2 separate regions of the Mus musculus genome follow, and region 1 is linked to region 2. Evidence: chromatin contacts called from ENCODE POLR2A ChIA-PET data. All regions are on one chromosome and are shown on one strand. Each heading gives the region's core, a stretch centred on a gene start or an enhancer-like site at or near the end of the contact. The rest is flanking DNA. Distances are from core to core; before and after follow the strand shown.

Region 1 (2,700 bases), core at 33-2,532, 89 kb after region 2:
TACTCCTCCCACATGAAACTACAAAACCCGGAGAGCCCTGCGCAACGTGCAAGGCCACATTCAAGGGTTTTTCTGGGAGTCGCCTGGGGGATGTAGTTCGCCGTACGGGTTACAATTCGAACTTAGAATAGGAACTAGGGACATGGCCAACTACAATGCCCATAATGCTTCACGAGACCAGGAGTGGGCAAGGCGAGAGCTGTAGCTTCCGGGAGTGGTAGTCATACTACAGCTACAGAGAATGAAAAGCAAAAGCAGAGAGGTATGGAGAAAACTACAAGTCCCAGGGTGCATCGCAAGGAGGCGGTAGCCCAAGGTTTGCAGGCCTGGCCGAATGACCAGGGCAATGGAAGGAAGTCGTGGTCGTCGCGGGCGTGGGGAATGGGCTTACCGGCGTGTCGAAAGAGAAAGCGCACTCGTCTTTATGGACCCGGTCTCCCGCCTTGGGGACACGGATCGTCGGTAACACTGACAGCAGCGCCTCTTCACTCAGCTCCGCCATGACACCGGCAGCAGCTCCTCCTCACACAGCAGCTCCCACTGTACCTAGTACCGCCCCCCTCCGTCTCTCGCATCCAATGAGCGCGACTCAGTGTGCGCATGCGCTAAAGGCAAGACGCGCGAGATCGGCAGTTGGACCCAGCCTGCCTCCTGGCGCTCCACCCTCTGCCCCCACTCAGCGAATACCAATAAAAAGCGCCGCGGGTACAACTGATGGCCGAAAGGACCAATCCTGCTCTCCCAGGGCAAGTGCTCATGTGGCGGTTCCAGGAGGGCTGGGAGTTGCAGGAGCTGTGATTCAAGGACTCTAGAATGCCTTACGTGCAGAGCAGAAACTGTGAATTGTTTAAACGCATTGATTACTGAAACTTTGCCAAGGACTCGTCCAATCAGAAAGCACTTGTCTTGGTATTTGAAAAGCAGTAGTCAATGAGGCGATTTTGAGAGATGCGTGATAACTCCGTCAACCAATAAGGATGGCTGTTTCGCTTTAGACAAACCATATTAACTCCGTCTCCAGCTGGCTTTGTGCATACAGTCTGATAACTCATTCTATTTTGTTTAATGAAACAGAAAGGCCGAGTGGCACCCATCAAGTCCACCGCTGTCAGGCTGATACTAAACAAAAGTCCCCAGCTCACGGAGCCACCACCGGAGGGCAAGCCAGTCCTCAGCCCATTGGCCAGTCCTCATGATAGACATCCTTCAGACCAATGGCTTTCTGCTCCGGAAGGCGCATTTTCCACAACTGGCCTATGAGAGTCTGCTTCGGCTTAGCCAATAGGGTCGGGGCAGGGGGCGTGGAGGGAAGTTTGAAACTCCGGGCTTTGGGAGTTATTTCTCTAGCTGGTGTTCGGGCAGAGGTCGAGCTGGGGCCCGGTAAGTAATGTGAATGAATTAGTGGTTAAATACGAAGGCTCCCGCAGACCTGACTGCTCTGTTAAAAATCTCCATTCGTTATCCTTGCAGAGTTCTCTGGGCTAGCGACCCGGAGGTTCCTCTGCTGGAAGCTGGGAAGATCGGGTGGGTATGGGGTCAGAGGTCCGACACGGAAGCAGTAAGCTCTGAGTCTCTTCTGACGGACGTCCCTTCCTCTGCATCTGCACAGCCGGGCCCCGTCCCCAGCCCCAGTGGAGATGGGTTCGACTCAGAGCGTCTCAGGCACTCCAGCACGGCCTCTGCCACGCAACAAGCAAGTGGCTCGAGTAGCAGACCCTCGTTCACCTAGTGCTGGCATCCAGCGCACTCCTATTCAGGTATACTGGGCTGGGCTGGGGAATGCAGGGAGGCTGTCTGGATGCGGGCCTCTGCCTAGCTTGTTTACATGAGCCCTCATTCCCACTGCCACTGGAACCCTACTTTCTCCATCCCTCCCCCTTTTATTATTTATTTTTGAGGCTCTAATATAATCTTGTCATATCTGCCTGTCCCTCCCTCCAAACCCTTCCGTATACCCCTCCTTGCTGTCTTTCAAATACATGATCTCTTTTTTCATTAGCTGACTTTCTGCCTTTTTTTTTTTTTTTTTTTTTTAAAGACGGGGTCTCACCATGTAGCCCTGTCACAATGGAGACCAGGTTGGCCTCAAACATATAGAGATCCTCCTGCCTCCCAAGTACTGAGATAAAAGGCATGTGCCATTACCGTGCCTGGCAACTTTCTGCATTCTTTAACCTGCACTGGGCAGTCGCAGGTCTGGCTAGAAATATGGGGAGGAGATAAAGGTCAGGGCCCAGACTTTTTTTTTTTTTTAAAGATTTATTTATTTATTTTGTATATGAGTACCCTGTTGCTGTCTTCAGACACACCAGAAGAGGGCATCAGATCCCATTACAGATGGTTGTGAACCACCATGTGGTTGCTGGGAATTGAACTCAGGACCTCTGGAAGAACAGCCAGTGCTCTTAACCGCTGAGCCATCTCTCCAGCCCAGGGCCCAGACTTATTCTAACCTGTGGTATTGACAGGTAGAGAGCTCTCCACAGCCAAGCCTACCAGCAGAACAGCTGAACGGTCTCAAACAGGCACAAGACCCAGATCCCCGCTCTCCTACTCTTGGCATTGCACGGACACCCATGAAGATCAGTGGTCCAGGCAAGTGATGGGCTCAGGGGGTGCCTGAAACTGACACCTATTCTAGGGTGCTTTCACCACCATTTTTGTTTTACTGGGTTGTTGTTGTTGTTGTTGTTGTTGTTT
Region 2 (2,700 bases), core at 201-2,700:
CAGCTGGGCCTGCCCTTAATCCCAGCACTCGGGAGGCAGAGGTAGGTGGGTCTCTTGAGTTCGAGGCCTGCCTGGTCTACAGATTGAGTTCCAAGATAGCCAGGGCTACACAGAGAAACCCTGTCTCAAACAAACAAACAAAAAATTAAAAAGCATTATGTTTTCAGTCTCGGGTGAACCACGTTCAGCAGCTTAGCCTCAAGCAGCCTGATTTGAAAGAGACTCCCTGGTAGTCCTGGCTAGCTAACAAACAAACAAACAAACAAACAAACACAAAATTAATAAACAACTGTCCTTGGGAAGAGAGGGCTCAACCTGCCACACCAAACCTATTAGCCAAAAGGCAGACAAGAAAGAGTTCAGGTACACGAGAGAGTTCAGGTTAGAGCTGGGCCCAGTGACTCAAGCCTGTCACTTACTCAAAAGGCTGAGAAAGGTGGGTCTCTGGTTCAAGGCCATTCTGGGCAACTTACTGCGATCCTGACTCGGGGAGAGCTGGGAAGTTCGAGGGCCATGGAGAAACACTTGCCTATGTAGGGCTTTGGACTCTAGAGCCAGAACTTTTGTTTGGTGGGTTTTTGTTTTTTCAAGACAGGGTTTTCTTTGTATAGCCATGGCTACCCTGGAACTCCTCACCCTACATACCAGGCTGGCCTTGAACTCAGAGACCTGCCTGCCTCTGCTTCTCAAATGCTGGGATGAAAGGCCACTGTGGCCATGCCTGGCTTCAAGAGCCATAACTTTTCAGGCGGGGCTTAAGTCTAGTCCCTGAACTGTGAGTGGCAATGTTTGATGTGACTGCCGCCCTGTGGCGAGAAAAAGATCGATCGGGGGGGGGGGGGGGCATCATCATGCGTCCCACCCCCAGTCCATTCCTTTGCCAAGCCCTGTGGGACCCACCTTCCCCGTCGCAGCTGAAGCCATAGGCTTTAATAACCTCTTGTTGGATCTGTGTGGCTACGGGCAGCACAAATTGCAGCATCTTGCCCATATCGTTGCACGCATTGTCTCTAGCCTCGTCCATGCGCACGGCATTCTCTGGGGCCGAGAACGCTTGAATCACCTCCGCCAGGACCACTGCGAGACGGAAGCATCCCAGAGAGGTCCGCGGAGGACGGCGGGCGAGCCCAGAGGAGGGAAGAGGCAGGGAATTAGTGGGCCGAGGCCTGCAAGCAACCCGATAAGCTTGTCCTCCCAACCCTTCGCCCTAATGGGCAAGGGCCCCACTTGGAGAGGCAAAGAATAGTATCGCGCCCTCCCCCCAGAAGACGGCCCACACCCAGACTAGGCTCTTTCCTCACCCTTGGCCTGCTCCGCGCTCAGGGCCGCGGGCTGAGCCGAGGCGGACGCCATAGAACGCCACTCGGTGCTTGAGTAGTGGGAACACAGAAGAGATCCGGAGAACCCTGCAGCCAGCCACCTCCCCCACGGATGCAGGCCAGAGGAGGCAGAAAGGAAGCGGGACCGCACGAGGCGGAAGTCTCAGAGCGTGGCTCTAGCACATACGCGTTTCCTAGGAAACCAGAGAAGGATCAAAGCCCCTCTCACACACCGGGGAGCGGGGAAGAGAACTGTTTTGCTTTCATTGTAGACCAGTGAAATTGGGAGGGGTTTTCCGACCGAAGTCAGAAAACCTGCTAGACAAATTCTAAAAGAGCTGTAACACTTGCGGAAGTGCGTCTGTAGCGAGCCAGGGAAGGACATCAACTCCACTTTCGATGAGGGTGAGATCAAGGTGCCATTTCCACACCCCTCCACTGATATGTGAATCACAAAGCACAGTTCCTTATTCGGTTCGATAAACAATATTCTAAAAGACTATTAAAACCGCTCGTTTCTTGAGTTTGTGACCGCTTGTAAAGGCTATGCAAATGAGTCAGTGCTGATTGGCTGAAAACAGCCAATCACAGCTCCTATGTTGTTAAAAAAAAAAAAAGAGCTTCGCGAGATTAAAGGCTTGGAGCTAAAGCCGAAGTGAATCGGACTTAAGTAGTGGCAGGCGATGTGGCCCGATGTCTTGTAGTCTCATCCTTACAAGTTCCCCACACTGCAAAGACTCTGGAACATCAGGCCCGACCGGGCATAGCGCCACATTTCTGTGATACCAGCACAAAAGCTGAGAAGTTCAAGGCCAGCTTGGGCTCCATGGCCCTGCTTCATTAAAAATAGAGGGGTTGCAAAGATGGCTCACCCTGCTTGGCAATTCCTAACTGCCCTAACTCCAAGCTACAGGGACCCAACAGCTTCTGGTCTCTTTTGAGGCCTTGCATTCATAAGCGCAGACATGAGCTCATACACCTAACTATTAGTAAATCTTTTACAAATACTAATCTTATTGGCCTCCATGTTATACACCTTTAACTGTTTCAAATCATAAACTATGCTGAGAAGGGATTCAGATCTCTGAAACTGTCTCTGGAGCACTCTGGTGGCACATTATGTCAGTGATGTACTTCCAAGGGCTGAGTAGGTCTTAGATTTGCTTATGCTTGCTGTGCGCCTATTCTTGCTCTGAACGGCCTCAGGAGCCTGAACTCCCCAATCTAAAGGTCTAGGACAGGGCACCCCATAAGTATAGCTGAGCATCCAAGATCAAGAAGAGCCTTGTCAGGTTAAAGAGATGGCTCAGGGGGTTAAGAGCACAGACTGCTCTTCCAGGTGTCCTGAGTTCAATTCCCAGCAACCACTTGGTGGCTCACA

Evidence for each region. ChIA-PET counts read pairs that join two places held with the same protein, here RNA polymerase II (POLR2A).
Region 1: POLR2A ChIA-PET joins it to region 2 with 138 read pairs in embryonic stem cell. The contact joins the promoter of Cdca3 here to the promoter of Grcc10 in region 2. POLR2A ChIA-PET finds 5 or more read pairs at or near these places in 4 of 5 experiments (Patski and embryonic stem cell).

The regions. Positions count from the first base shown.
Region 1 is chr6:124,828,894-124,831,593 of GRCm38, forward strand. It overlaps Cdca3 (cell division cycle associated 3), which reads left to right and starts at 1,283. Exons shown (of 6, transcript NM_013538.5): 1 at 1,283-1,380; 2 at 1,610-1,757; 3 at 2,469-2,595. The coding sequence starts at 1,638. It overlaps Usp5 (ubiquitin specific peptidase 5 (isopeptidase T)), which reads right to left and starts at 591. Exons shown (of 20, transcript NM_001326594.1): 1 at 392-591. The coding sequence starts at 502.
Region 2 is chr6:124,739,619-124,742,318 of GRCm38, forward strand. Grcc10 (gene rich cluster, C10 gene) reads right to left here and starts at 1,451. Exons shown (of 3, transcript NM_013535.2): 1 at 1,302-1,451; 2 at 901-1,077. The coding sequence starts at 1,353. Rnu7 (U7 small nuclear RNA) reads right to left here and starts at 1,668; the gene lies at 1,607-1,668.